Regions from separate parts of the Homo sapiens genome. Here regions 2 and 3 are each linked to region 1. A link is a contact called in ENCODE Hi-C or POLR2A ChIA-PET data. All regions are on one chromosome and are shown on one strand. The core of a region is the stretch at or near the end of the contact, and the rest is flanking DNA. Distances in the headings are between cores, read along the strand shown.

Evidence for each region. Hi-C counts contacts between places; a loop is a spot of excess contacts on that map. ChIA-PET counts read pairs that join two places held with the same protein, here RNA polymerase II (POLR2A). Pooled maps may share reads with other maps.
Region 2: a loop to region 1 is called in a pooled map, with 2.4 times the contacts of the local background. The contact joins the enhancer-like site here to the promoter of FXR1 in region 1. A Hi-C loop is called at or near these places in 2 of 50 pooled maps. POLR2A ChIA-PET finds 5 or more read pairs at or near these places in 2 of 52 experiments (GM10248 and HepG2).
Region 3: a loop to region 1 is called in a map of naive thymus-derived CD4-positive, alpha-beta T cell, with 8 times the contacts of the local background. The contact joins the promoter of ZMAT3 here to the promoter of FXR1 in region 1. A Hi-C loop is called at or near these places in 2 of 168 maps with a recorded cell type or tissue (naive thymus-derived CD4-positive, alpha-beta T cell and ovary) and 9 of 50 pooled maps. POLR2A ChIA-PET finds 5 or more read pairs at or near these places in 2 of 52 experiments (T-cell and activated CD4-positive, alpha-beta T cell).

The regions. Positions count from the first base shown.
Region 1 is chr3:180,909,880-180,914,580 of GRCh38, forward strand. It overlaps FXR1 (FMR1 autosomal homolog 1), which reads left to right and starts at 2,791. Exons shown (of 17, transcript NM_005087.4): 1 at 2,791-2,857. The coding sequence starts at 2,807. RefSeq lists enhancers at 1,782-2,437, 2,253-2,402, 2,973-3,062 and silencers at 2,422-2,716, 2,723-2,822.
Region 2 is chr3:182,713,760-182,717,972 of GRCh38, forward strand. No RefSeq gene overlaps it. Among named protein-coding and RNA genes, the nearest start is that of LINC02031, 72 kb to the left of the region's middle. RefSeq lists cis regulatory regions at 376-641, 1,419-1,508. Within about 2 kb of position 2,537, at least 2 of the 41 ENCODE cell types and tissues checked have a DNase peak (open chromatin) inside an H3K27ac peak, as active enhancers do.
Region 3 is chr3:179,069,265-179,074,070 of GRCh38, forward strand. ZMAT3 (zinc finger matrin-type 3) reads right to left here and starts at 2,545. Exons shown (of 6, transcript NM_022470.4): 1 at 2,331-2,545. RefSeq lists silencers at 2,272-2,421, 2,562-2,971.

The DNA of each region.
Region 1 (4,701 bases), core at 1,541-4,040:
AAAGTCTGGCAATTCCTCAAAAGGTTTAAACATGGAGTTATCACGAGTCAGCAATTCCATTTCTAGCTATATACCCAAGAGAAACAAAAACATACATCTGTCTATACCAAAACATATACAGCAATTTTCATAGCAGCATTATTCCTAACAGCCAAAAAGTAGAAACAAAGCAAACTTCTATCAATTGATGAATTAATAAATAAAATGATGTGGTATATCCATACAACAGTATATTTGACAAAAAGGAATGAGTAGTAATACATTCTACAACATGGATGAAACTATAATACATTATACTAAATGAAAGAAGCCAATCATAGGCCAGGTGCAGTGGCTTACATTTGTAATCCTAGCACTCTGGGAGGCTGAGGCGGAGGCAGTGGATAACTTGAGCTTAGGAGTTCGAGACCAGCCTGGGCAACATGGTGAAACCCCATCTCTACAAAAAATACAAAGATTAGGCTAGGCGGGCGTGGTGGGTGGTGTCTGTACTCCCAGCTACTTGTGGGGCAGGGGGTTGAGGCGGGAGAATCACTTTAGTCCAGGAGGTGGAGGTTGTGGTGAGTGGAGATCAAGCCACTGCACTCCAGCCTGGGCAACAGAGTGAGACTCTGTCTCAAAAAAAAAAAAAAAGGAAAAAGAAAAAAGAAAGCCAGTCATAAAACAACACATATTCCGCGATTTCATTTATATTAAATATCTAGACTAGGCCAATCTATATAGGTAGAAAACAGGATAGTGATTTCCTAGGGCCTGGGGAGCTGGGGTTAAATCTAGAGTGAACGCTAACAGGTATGGGGTTATTTTTGCAGTGATGAAAATGTTCTAAAATTGACTGTGGTGATGGTTGCACAAATCTGTGAATATACTAAAAACTACTGAATTGTACATTATAAATGGGAGAATTATATCTAAAGAAAACTTTTTAAGAAAGCAAATGGGACATTATAATTCTGAAGGATCACAATGAGATACAATATAGAGTGTTAGCATAAGGTGCCCTTAATAAATGGTGGCTATTACTCATTGATGGGCATTTAGTTGTTTACATTTTTCTCATGATGATCAACACTTTAAAAAGAACATCCCAGCCCAGTGTGGGATGGCCAAGAGTTCAAGGTTACAGTGAGCTATGATTGTGCCACTGCACTTCAGCCTTGGCGATAGAGATCCTGTCTTAAAAAAAAAAAAAAAAATAGGCCGGGAGTGAATACATAGGCTGGGCACGGTGGCTCATGCCTGCAATCCCGAGGCAGGCAGATCATGAGGTCAGGAGTTCCAGACCAGCCTGGCCAACATGGTGAAACCCCATCTCTACTAAAAACACAAAAAGATTATCTGGGTGTGGTGGTGCGCGCCTGTAATCCCAACTACTCCGGAGGCTGAGGCAGGAGAATCACTTGAACCAGCAGGCGGAGGTTGCAGTGAGCTGAGATCTCATCACTGCACTCCAGCCTGGGCGATAGAGCGAGATTGTCTAAAAAAATAATAATAAATAAAATAAAATAAAATAAAATAAATATTGTAGTCCTAGCTACTCGGGAGGCTGAGGTGGCAGCATCACCTGAGCCTGGGAAGTCCAGGCTGCCACGTAATCACGCCACTGCACTCCATCTTGGGTAACAGAGTGAGACCCTGTCTCTAAATAAATAAATAAATAGAATATCCTGTACATAACAACAGTGAGCACTTTCACAGCCCTCATTTTTTCCCAGAATCTTCAGAGATGCAGACGTGCTCATAAAATGTTGTGTACATTTTATTTTTTTAGAATCTGAAAAACTGGGTCAGTGGGCGTTTCATGGGAAGTATAGAATGTTAGCAAAGTATCCTTTCTTAAGTTTTTCTGCGAAAACGGTAATAATGTAAGTATAACAAGGAGCACTTATAGTATTATTTTCCAAAGCCCTTGCTTAGGGAAGGAGCTTCAGTATTAAGTTGTTAAAATCCATACCCAAAGTATTTGTTATGCTTACAAAACTGGAGATGGTTCTGCTTTGATCCTATTTGCGGAAATTTGCATGCATTTAACAGAGGAAAACGTGGTCTCCTGCTCTATTAAGTTTGTCTGACTACTTTTAATAAGGCGAATTCACCTAAACTCTGTTCTAGGGTGTGAACACAATTACTTGCCCTGAAAATACTCAGTTTGACTTTTAAAGAGCTAAAGTGGTAACAGGTGGGGAGAGGGCTAGGCCAAATTGTTTGAGGGGGTGTGGAACTGTGGAATTTGAGTGAAGAGAAGGCCCAACTTTTTTTAAAAAAAGAGCGGGGCGAAATAACTTGGGGCACAACAGTATGTCTATTTTGTAGGCATCCCTCTTCCCCAGGGCAACTGGAGCCCAAAAAGTGGGTGAGAAAGCCATTCCAGGGCAGCCAGCACTTCCAGAAGTTTAAGGTCAGGATGCCGGAGCTCAGGGGAATGCCGATGCGCCGGGCAGGCTGTGCCTGGGCAGTTCATTCTGTGGCAGCTGGAGGCACTACTCGGCCGCCGCGGTGCGAACTGCGGGCACTGTGGGGCGGAGACCTAGGGGCGGGTCAACAAAGGTCGGGCGATTGTGTCTGGAGGCAAATCCGACGTAGACGGCGGCAGGCGGAGCCCAAAGCCGGTGATGCAGGGTGCGCAGGGATCCCACCTGGAGAGTCGGGGCGGCACGTTGAGACCCCAGGGGTGAAGGGCGGGGGATCCCAATCCCAGCCCTGTTTTCCCCTCCCCTTTCCCCGCCTCCTTCTCGCCCCTCCCCCCTCCTCCCCTCTGGTTGGAAAGTTTCTAGAATCTCTTCCCAGCGGCCTTTGCGGTTCCAACATGGCGGAGCTGACGGTGGAGGTTCGCGGCTCTAACGGGGCTTTCTACAAGGTACTGACCGTTTTGCCACTTTGTCGAGTGTTCTGGGTGCTGGAGCGCGTTTGAGGGAGGGTTGGTGGTCCCAGAGAGTGAGGTTTGGGGTCGGAAAGGCAGCCAGGCCAAAGCTCGAGGCCGCTGGATTCCTTGCTTCTCCCCCCTCCACCCGCGGTTTAACGGTCTCGGGGGCCGGGGCTCCGTTATGTTTTGAAACAACACGTCGGACACCTCTTGCATTTTCCTAGTTATGAACCCTCTTGGTTGCTAGTGCGGTTCTTGGCGGGCCGGTGGGAAGCAACTGAGTGGCTGCTGGGCGGCGGGAGCTCCTTCGGAGCAGGCCCGAGCTCTGGGAGGTGGGGGAGTCGTGAAAGGAGGCGGTGGGATTGTGTGGTCTCACCCGCTCCCCCGCCCCTCGAACTGGGCCGGGCGGGAGCTCCTCAGCCCGCTCCTCCGACCCCTCCCCACCCCTTGGGGCGGGTGTATCGCGGAATCTTTGGAATTCACCCTTGTATTTGAGTTTTGGGCCAACAAATCTTTAGTGTCTGAGGAGAATGGGGGTACCGGATTGAGGGTTAGGATCAAATACAGAAAAGCAGAAAACCTTGAATTGTGGCGGGTTGGAATATTTTTGCGGCCTGGGAAATTGGGCGGCGCCTTAGCCCCTCTATTACGGAAGAAAAGGAGAGTTGTGAGCTTTAAAGTAAGATTTAAAATGCGAAATGGATCAGGGAGATAGGTGGAGAGGTGACTAATTTCTTTATATCACTGCCCCTGTTTTTGGAGGGAGGTTTTGTTTTGTTTTGTTTTTTCTCCCACGAGGTTTTTTGTTTGTTTGCTTGGGAGGAAGGACATCCATTACTATGGAATCGGGGCTGAAAAACGTAAGAGGAATAGAGTAGAGGAATTTGGTGGGGCATTCAGCGTTCACATATCTGAAAATGAAATCCTAATAGTTTATTTTTTGCCACTATAGCGTTCTTTTCTCCTTATTTTCCCGAAATACGCCAGGTTGTTAGAAGATCAATACAGAATCTCCCCAGCTGTTGTCTGTCAGTCAATCTCACTAAGCCAGCATCTCAAATGTTTGAGAGTCTTGGCTATTTTTATGAAGGGCCTTCTTCTAATACATGAGTATTGTGCGTATGCAAAGTGAATTCTCACAGGTTTTCATTTCAGCGTACCTTTTATCCTATGGGTTTTTATTTTATTTGGCCACGATTTTCTATTTTCAGCATTTTGATTTTCTTTTCTTAGTTTACTGATTAGCTCTGTGGATTTGGTTTAACTGTCACGTGGTACCAGCATAATGGGGAATCACAGCGTATAAAGGATCCCCCTAAGCTTTTTGCAAGTTTAAATCTCCTTAGGTGGTAAACTTAAAGTAGGAACAGTGCCTGTTGGAAATGAGACTTTATGTTAATGCGTGAGTAGTTAACATTGACGTTCTCGGTTTAAGACTTGATGTCAGACCAATGACCTAGGTGAAATTTGAGTACATAGTTAATTGACTTTTGTTGTTATTGAAACCTGGTGGTTGCTTTCCCTGGACTACTGCAGATACAGTTCGCTGGGTAAGACGGCGAAAAGAATAGACTTATCTATGTTTTTCCTATCAATTGTAGATAAGTCGTTTTGCATCACCCCCCACCCCTTTCCCGAAAAGTTTTAAATTCTCACTATTTGGCCCTGTAGTTCTTGTATAAGGGAGGTATGCATTTTTTCTTGCATATTGGAAAAAATAAAGTGATTATTTTGCTTTATTTCATGGTTCTGCATCATGCATGTGGTAGACAACTATTTTTAGCAAAGTATATTTGTCAATAGCCTGCTATGCAAGATATTTTTTCCTTTTTTTAATA
Region 2 (4,213 bases), core at 1,287-3,786, 1.8 Mb after region 1:
CATTATCCTAAGTGAATTAACACAGAAATAAAAAAAAATACCGCATGTTCTCACTAATAAGTGGTAGCTAAACATTGAGTACACATGAACATAAAGACGGCAACCACAGACACTGGGTACTACAAGAGGGAGGCGGGAGAGAGGGGAGTGTAGGCTGAAAAACTACCTCATTCTATGTACTGTGCTCACTACCTGGTGATGCAATCATCCATACCCCAAACCTCAGCATCATCACACAATATACCCATGTAACAAACCTACACTTGTACCCCTGAATCTAAAATAAAAGTTGAAATTATTAACAGAGAGAGAGAAAAATGGAAGCAAGGAAGGAAGGAAGGAAGAGAGGGAGGGAGGAAGGGAGGGAGGGAGGGAGGGAAATAGGTTCCTTATCTCTCTAATTCCTGGAGATTAAAGCTACTGAGTCTAATTGTGAAATCAGTTTAAATAGCTGCAGTTTCTCCCACTTAGCATAAGGTGGCACCAAAGGATGTTTTAATTTGTTGCTCAATGCCTTGGACAAAGTGCTCCAGCTAGTCAGAAAACCTAGGAATACAAGCAAGATCTTCTGAACTAACTGAATAACCCTGAGAAGCCTCAGTTGTCAGCAGCTTCCTCGAACCTTTTGTGCCCAAACTTCTGAAACTGTTTCATCTTGGGTAAGAACAGAAAAGTTCTCTTACAAAAATATGCCTAAAAATATCCTACTGTTGAACTATTGCTGGGGTAGATTGTTTGACACCTGCCAGGAAGCTGTGCTTCCTGGTAAACAAAAAGTAACCCATGTACAGTATAGGAAAGCCATCAAATTTAAAATACTAACAAAAAATCATCAATACTACAACTCGGAGATAACCATAGCCTCTCCCCAAAATTTCCACCTCCCAAATTGCCTATTTCTAGCTTCCCACATTTTCTCTTTCCCAATTTCAGCCTCCCAAGTTCTCTACCAATATTTTCCAGTTGTCTAAATTCACAATATTTGAGACATTTTATTCTTTCCTAACAAAAATAGTAATATCTCCCCTAGAACTGTATTGTTTTAAAAGTGCTTAATCGTTGGAGATCTGTGGCACAGCCATGTGAATATACTTAATGCTACTGAACTACACATTTTAAAATGGTTTCAATGCTAAATTGTATGTTTTTACCACAATTAAAATTTTTAAAAATTGTTTTCAAAAGGAAAAAGTGTTTAACCATTAACATTTTTATACATTTAGTTCAAATTAACTTAAGCAGTCCTGTCCATAGTACATTGAACTGTACATAATACATTGCATTTAAAAATGGGCCAATAAGCAAGCTCATGCTAATAAAATAAATCAAATAACCTTGTGACTTTGGGACTCACTGGGCATGTGTTCCAAAGAACATACCATGCCTAGTGCTGTGGATATCAACAGGGCAAGATAAATGTGAAGGTTAAGAGTAGCCCTTCAACTTCAACTGCAATTTCTCCAGCGAGTTAGCCACAAGGTCCAACTGACCACAGGTGTCTCTTTAGATTAGGTGGTGAGAAAAAGACTGAAAAAGTCCTAGTCTTTGGCAACTACAAGATCATTGAGTGTCTAAGTTGTGAGGAAGGAATAAGAGAAAAAGTGAACTAGTTTGTGGTCAGTCCGAGACTCCATCTAGATTTTAGGATGGAGTGGCAGTGAGGGGTTTTGTAGGAGGGGCTTTCACAGATGGAAGTCATACCAAAGTGAGGGTCTATCATCTTAGAATCTCCAAAGGCAGATGGCATGGGTTCAAACCCTAGCTCTGCCACTTACTAGGTGTGTGGTTAGCTTCACAAATAACTTTATCTTAGTGTGTCTACTATCCTCCTCTGTAAAACAGGAACTACAATGGTAATAAAGTAGTACCTATCTCACAAGATGGGTAAGTAAATTAAAAGAATTAATAGTGTGAGGCCAGGCACAGTGGCTCACACCTGTAATCCCAGCACTTTGAGAGGCTGATGTGGGCGGATCACCTGAGGTGGGGAGTTCAAGACCAGCCTGACCAACATGGAGAAACCCCATCTCTAATAAAAATACAAAATTAGCCAGGCATGGTGGTGCATGACTGTAATCCCAGCTACTCAGGAGGCTGAGGCAGGAGAATCGCTTGAACCTGGGAGGCGGAGATTGTGGTGAGCCGAGATCGTGCCATTGCACTCCAGCCTGGGCAACAAGAGCAAAACTCTGTCTCAAAAAAAAAAAAAAAGAATTAATAGTGTGGCACTTGACATACAGAAAGCACCCGTGTTAGCCAGGATGGTCTCGATCTCCTGACCTAGTGATCCGCCCACCTCGGCCTCCCAAAGTGCTGGGATTACAGGCTCAAGTCTGCTTTTAGCTTCCCTATCTTAGTACACCTAAAAGGGAAAGGAATGTGCTTATTAAGGCCCACTGTTTCACTGAGACCCACTGTATAGGTGTGAAGTTTGGTGATTACCCAGGAGATTTTCCCCAGCTCCTTCTGTGTGGGAGCTGTCTTATCTGTGTTTTACTGTTTGCTCTTTCAGGCTGCTTGTTGTTAGAAGAGAAGTGACTTTTTGAACTGCATGAGATTAGAAAGGGAGCTATGTCTGAGCTGCTTTTTGTTAAAAGGAAAGTTTTCTGCCAGGGACTCACCTAAATAATTTCTCTCTGCCTCCTATAACATATTTCCCCCCTCTGAAATGGAATCCCTAACTGCCGTTAGGGGGAATTGGGTGATGACTTCTTCTGGCTACTTCCTGCTGGAGAGGGGCATTGTGTGGGGAACAGCAGCTAGGGCTCCTCCTGGGGTTGATTTAAGGGTTCCTGGTAGAAGGGAGGTTTCATTTTCAGCTTTATTTAAAGCACCATTTGAAGCTTGGTGGTTTCTAGGTGAGAAGAGATAAAGTTTACAAGGGGGCTTAGAATATAGGGTTCAACTGTGAGTATTAAGACTGCCATTATTAATGGGGGCACAATAGGCCATAACCATGACTACTGAGTTTGTTTGATACCTGCAAGCCATTTAAATGGATTGTGCTATTGTAAGTGGGTGTATGGGGCTTGGCTTTGTTTAGCTTCCTTGGTCTCACCTTCCCTGAAAAAAAGGAAACCTTGGGGTTATAGGTTACCTGTCAGTATTTGTAGGATAATTGCCCAGAACTAGAACATGTTTCCAGATTTTTACATTACCCATGCTTTTTTGTTTCCTTTGAGCTGCAGCCAGAGATTGACAGAAATAAACAGGGTTAGTTTAAAATGTAGGCAAGAACTTAAAAACAATTAATGAGACTACAAGCCAATGACAGATGTATAAGTTTTAAAACATAATTTTTCTCTCTTTAGTCCTCATTTTTGTTAAAAACAACTTATGGTAGGACTGAGCTGTTTGCAAAACAGACTTTAGTTTTAAACTTGGTCTGATTATTTGCATAAAGTCCAGCAAGAATAACCATCTTTTAGATCAGCTTTGATGGAAACTTTTTCCATAAGGAATCTCAGATAGGACCTTTTAAAGCCAAGCCCAGGAATGGGTTGAAACCTTTAAATACATGCGAATTGGGTAAACTTCTTTCTTCTTGAGGTTCCAGGTGCATGGGGTTTCTAGGCCTGTTAGAAAGTGACATTCTTTACTCACCGCAGGCTAGGAGCCCTGTACTGAGAAGCTGTAGTCTAGGTATGAGGCCAGTTTCCTAAGGTGCTTTTTATTGGCTTTACAAGTCAAGCCTGACTCCTTAAAGGGGAACACACCCTTCCAGTCAAAGCCTTGGTAAAACAACCAGTTTTTCCAATTGTGTCCTGTTGCAAAAGAAAATGGATTCTTGTTGCATTGATGCAAACTATATTGTTGTAATTTAAGAATACTTATAACTAGTTTTCAAATTCTAGAGGAACTAGGCAGAGAGAAACAAACACGCTTCAAATCCTATTTACAGGAGTATACTTTACTTAGTTGTTAAAGGCTGTAGCTAGCTCAAGACAAGTTTCCTTGACTCTGAAAAATAAAATAAGGATTAGCGGTGTTCCAAGCAAAAGCCAAAAACTTGCTTCTGTTTTCCATTAGTTCAGTCCATTCTATTAACTTTTGTTTTGCTTGATATTTATAAACATTTCAGCTTTTCATGAGTTCTGTATTTTTGTTGTTGTTGTTATGAGAAACCCACATTTGAGAGCACTTGTTCAAGTCCCACAGCTTGATTATAAAACATCTTTTGAAGAGAATTAAAACAAAACAACAATTATCTGTA
Region 3 (4,806 bases), core at 1,295-3,794, 1.8 Mb before region 1:
TATTATAATTCCCTCAGAAAAGACCCAAAATGTTCCTCTCCCTCTTCAATCTTTATCCATAATGTCTCCTGCCTCCCCCCCAGATGGCGCCGTCTAACCCTGAGTGTCTCAAAATGAACCACAGTACACCCTTTGAGTTCCCAAGATTCTAATTAACCCAAATTAGAATCCTTATTTCAAAATCCACAATTCCCTCCACTCTCTCAATACAGTATTATTAAAACCTCTTCTCTTGGTCAATAGAATATGGCTATTTTAAGCTGCTGAAATTTTCCATCTGCAATGGAAATGTGTACATTATGGCAATAATAGAATTACTAAAATGAATCAAGTAAATTTTGAAAAGTTAAAGTCTATTTTACCATATTTGATAACTACACAGCACCTGAAAATCAAGTAACAACTTTCAGACGAAATTTGGGGTGGGGAGGCAACAAAGGAAATCAGCGTGATGGGAAAATAATGTAGTTAAGGACAAAGTGCATAAGTATTAGTCATAGAATTTAACAATACTTCTCATTAATCACAAAATTTAGAAAAATGATAATATTATTTAATTTTTAAGCAGAAGTGTACTGCCCATATCTCTGGGAACATAAAAGAAAAGCAATATAGAGTTTTAACATTTAAAAAGTCAGGTTCTCTGTAATGGTATTATTTCTCTTAATTGAATCAAGCAAAGATAGTCCAGAAAGCAAAGACAGATATGGTCATTTTAGAAAACGGAACTAAGTAGACAAAGAACAGCTTTTAAAAAGTTTAACTACCTAATAATAATAATTCATAATGTTGAAAAGCTACTGATGTCAAATTGCCACAAACATTCTGCTAGTTCATTAGTGAAAAGGTGGGGGGGGGTGTCAAAACCTCTGGATAAAGGAAATCAGCAATATAAACAGAAAATCAAATGCTACCAATTGCCTAGGCATGTCTGGACTTGTTTTATGAAAGCTCACTTTCACTTGAGGAAATTCTAGCATGTGTCTCCCCCAGTGTTATCTACAGGTTTCCCTCAAAATAAAGATCCTTCTCAAAGAACAGAGGCACAAAAGGCCTCCTACCAGAGGTGACAGTTACCTGATTTAAAGAAAAAATTCTTGCCAAACACAGATTTACCCATTATCACATTTGATCTTTACAATTTTTAAAGAGTAGCTTGATATCCCAAATTTATTTCTTGTTATATTTAACAATCAACACAATGTCGACTCCTCAAAAAAATCTATGTATGACAATTGCATCAAATATTAGTACATTTGCAAACAAAAATTAGTATAAAATATAAATCTTAAAATGAATAAAACCAAGTCTTCAGTGAATGCATGAATGATGGAATACAGAGACCCAAAACATGCAACTCAGATCTGTTCAACTGTTGCATTGGTTTAAAAGGGACTAATTTGAAGACTGGCATAAATATTCTTCAAATCTTAAAAACCAGTCACTTTGATGCTTGCGATGGCATAAATGAAGGATTTATGCTGGTTAATGTCCTGGTTTGGAAAGGAGCTAAGACGACATTAAAGAAAATCAAAGCTTCACAAGGTACCCTGTTTAAAGAAAATTAATTGTCATAGCATACTTAGTTTTAATGATTGGACTGGGGCCTACTCTTCACATACTGTGTTAAAGACAATCTCTTGTCTCATTTGGAGAAATCTACAGAGGAAAGAGAATAGAATAAAGGAACAGGTTAGGAGCACCTCAGCAAACTAGGTAAGTCTGTAATTGGGAATTCTGGAAATGAGGGAAAGGCAGCGAGCATTACTCAGAGGTCATCAGAACGCAGCAAGAAGGAATGAGAGGGAGAAAAGTTAAAAAAAATAATAATAATAATCACTTGAGGCAAGGTGTATCCTATAAAGAAGGCTCAAAAGAACGCAGAAAACTGGGGAAGAGGCCTTGGTGAATTGGCGAATGTTTTTCAGTCTCCGCTGTGACGGTTCCTAATCCTAGAGAACTGTTTACAGATTTGAATCAAAGCTACAGACAGTTCAGCGTCGCCCACATCCACCTTACATTCCTAAGATGTGCATGCATACACACGAACCCACACACGCACCTCAACCCGGTATGGATGCCATCACGAAGGATGGAATCCCCCGACTCCCACGGGGCGGGGGCAACTGAGAGGGCCAAGGCAGCTGCACGCACAGATGATCCACCTGGTCCACGTGAAATGCCTGAAACAAGCAAACTGATAAATAGAAGCAGCGCAAGCCCTGTCACGTGGAGGGCAGATGGAAAGAGCATCGGAAAGGAACCGCTAGTCCCCGGCGCTCCAGGGGCTCGTCCTGAAAGCTCCGCGGCTCCCAATCGCCCGCACTTACCGGAACCCCCGGGACGCGCCGGCAGTCTCCGCGCCGCGTCCGCCCGGGACGCCCGCGACGCCCGCCCTGCGCGCCCGGCTCGGCCCAGCTCGACCCAGCCTCTTCTCGGAGCAACTTTCTCCGCCGGCCGCCGCCGAGCCCCCTCCGCAGCCGAAGGCTGACTGTCAAAAGTCAGTCCAACCCGACCCACAGGGAAACAGCTGCAGGAAGTGACTGCGGAACCGGGAGGCGGTGGAGGAGGAGACTGAGGGCGCCGGCTCGGCGTCGCCACTGCGCATGTGCTTGGCGGAGCAGGCCCGGCAGCGGTGGCAGCGGTAGCAGTGGCGGCTCCCGCATCCCCGGCGGGCGGCGCGTGGGTCAGGTGCCCTGGCCGCGAGCGCAGGGGCGCGGGGTTAGGCCGGCGTGGGGAACAAAGGCACGAGTGAGAGGCGGGAGGGTCCCGCCGCCAATCTCAGCAGACAGCCCCGAAGAGCAGTTCAGCAGATGCCCTGGAAAGTTAATCCTTGGTAGAAGCCTGGGCAGAGCTTTTGCAACTTTCATCTCCAGTCATTGGGATCCAAACATTGTTCATTCTGTTCCTCCCTTAGCCTGCTGGTTGGCGGTTAAGGCGGCTGAGTGGATCCTTTAAACTGCTGCAACAGAACCTTTAAACTGCTGCTCTCCCCACTTCCGCCCCAGGATGGAGGAAGAAGAGCGTGGCTGCCTGCCCAGTATCGGCCTCCCTCACACAAAACGCCCCCACCCACCCACACACACACCTTCCCTCCCCTACACGAAAGTGAGCAGGAGATAGAGGAGACTTTCTCCTGACCCCCAGAGGCTCACCTGCAAGACAGGAAGGACCAGGAAAAGAGTGGCCAACGCTAGGATGTCACATCCTTCATAACCAACCTGGACATCTTCAATGTTAACACTGAGTGATGAGCTGAGGAAATTCCGGCTCTAAACTTATAGCGTAAATTAACTCGTATGAAGATCTGCTGGGGTATTATTTTTGTGTGTGGCAAACGATAACAAATATACTACTTTAAGAGTACAGGCCGGGCGCGGTGGCTCACGCCTGTAATCCCAACACTTTGGGAGGCCGAGGCGGGTGGATCACGGGGTCAGGAGATCGAGACCATCCTGGCTAACACGGTGAAACCCAATCTCTACTAAAAATACAAAAATATTAGCCAGGCGTGGTGGTGGGCGCCTGTAGTCCCAGCTACTCGGGAGGCTGAGGCAGGAGAATGGCGTGAACCCGGGAGGCGGAGCTTGCAGTGAGCCGAGATCGCGCCGCTGCACTCCAGCCTGGGTGACAGAGCGAGACTCCGTCTCAAAAAAAAAAAAAAAAAAAGTACAGTTCAGTGGCATTAAGTACATTTGCATTATTGTGTGGTTATTTTTTAAAACACGAATTAAAATGCCAAGGAGATCTAAGTATAGTAAGATGTGCCCTATTAGTAGGGAAACAACTGCAGGAAATCAAGGCTGTTTCTTTGGCTGAAAAATGCACCAATCCAATACCAACAACAACAAACCATAAAAGACTTCATAAGTACAATGAATATGAAGTACAAACATATACACACAGTGTACACCAGCCATTTGGGGAGAGTAATCCATCACCTGAATTGTTTTTCCAGCTGTATAGGTACATTTACTTTATGTGTCACTATTTTAAAGGGCTATATTGTTTCTAAAATAATAAATGCTGCTAAAATCCACTCTCCAGCCCCTTTTCTATATGGTCTTTAGCCAGTCTTAGAACTTCACAGTCCACACTCCTTATCTAGGACCACAAGTAGGCCTTGCGGAGCCTTTCCGATCTGACCTTCCACCAGTCTCCCCTCATCATTTCACTCACACCCCCATCCATGCCCCTTCATTTCCTGCCTCTGTAATTTAGCTCTGTCTGCATCTTGAATACAAAATGCTTTCTCTCCCCTCCCCTTGAATTGTCAAATCCTACCTGTCCTTCCAGGCCTCTTCTTTCATGAGGTCCCACAGCACTTTTCTCCGCACACCTTGATGACACACTATTTGTTGTCCCACATTATAATTACTTAAGAGATATTTCCTCTGCCCTGTAAATACCTTGAGTCCAGGAAGGATAAATGTCTTGGAGTTTTCAAGTTTTATGTTTGATAGTTTGATGTGTTCTTGTCCATCAGGATGAAAATCTGAACAATTCCATGTTCTCTGCTCACATACTCTTCTCAGACAGCTAGGGCATTTCCTTCCCTGCCTCGGGGAGAAAGAAAAGGCAAATCTGATGCTTGTGTAATAGATATTTGAAGCTCATGGCAGTGACAGTAGTCTCATAAGTCAGAGTTTGTAGTTTAGAATTGGCTGGACTTCATGAGTTTCAGCACATGAGGTGAAAGGAAAAAAAGCCACAAACAATATATTCATCACTTTTGCGGTTGAAAAAAAAAAAAATGGCTGATGGCCACAAAGGTTTATTTCTTATTTGTATTACATGCTGGGTCAG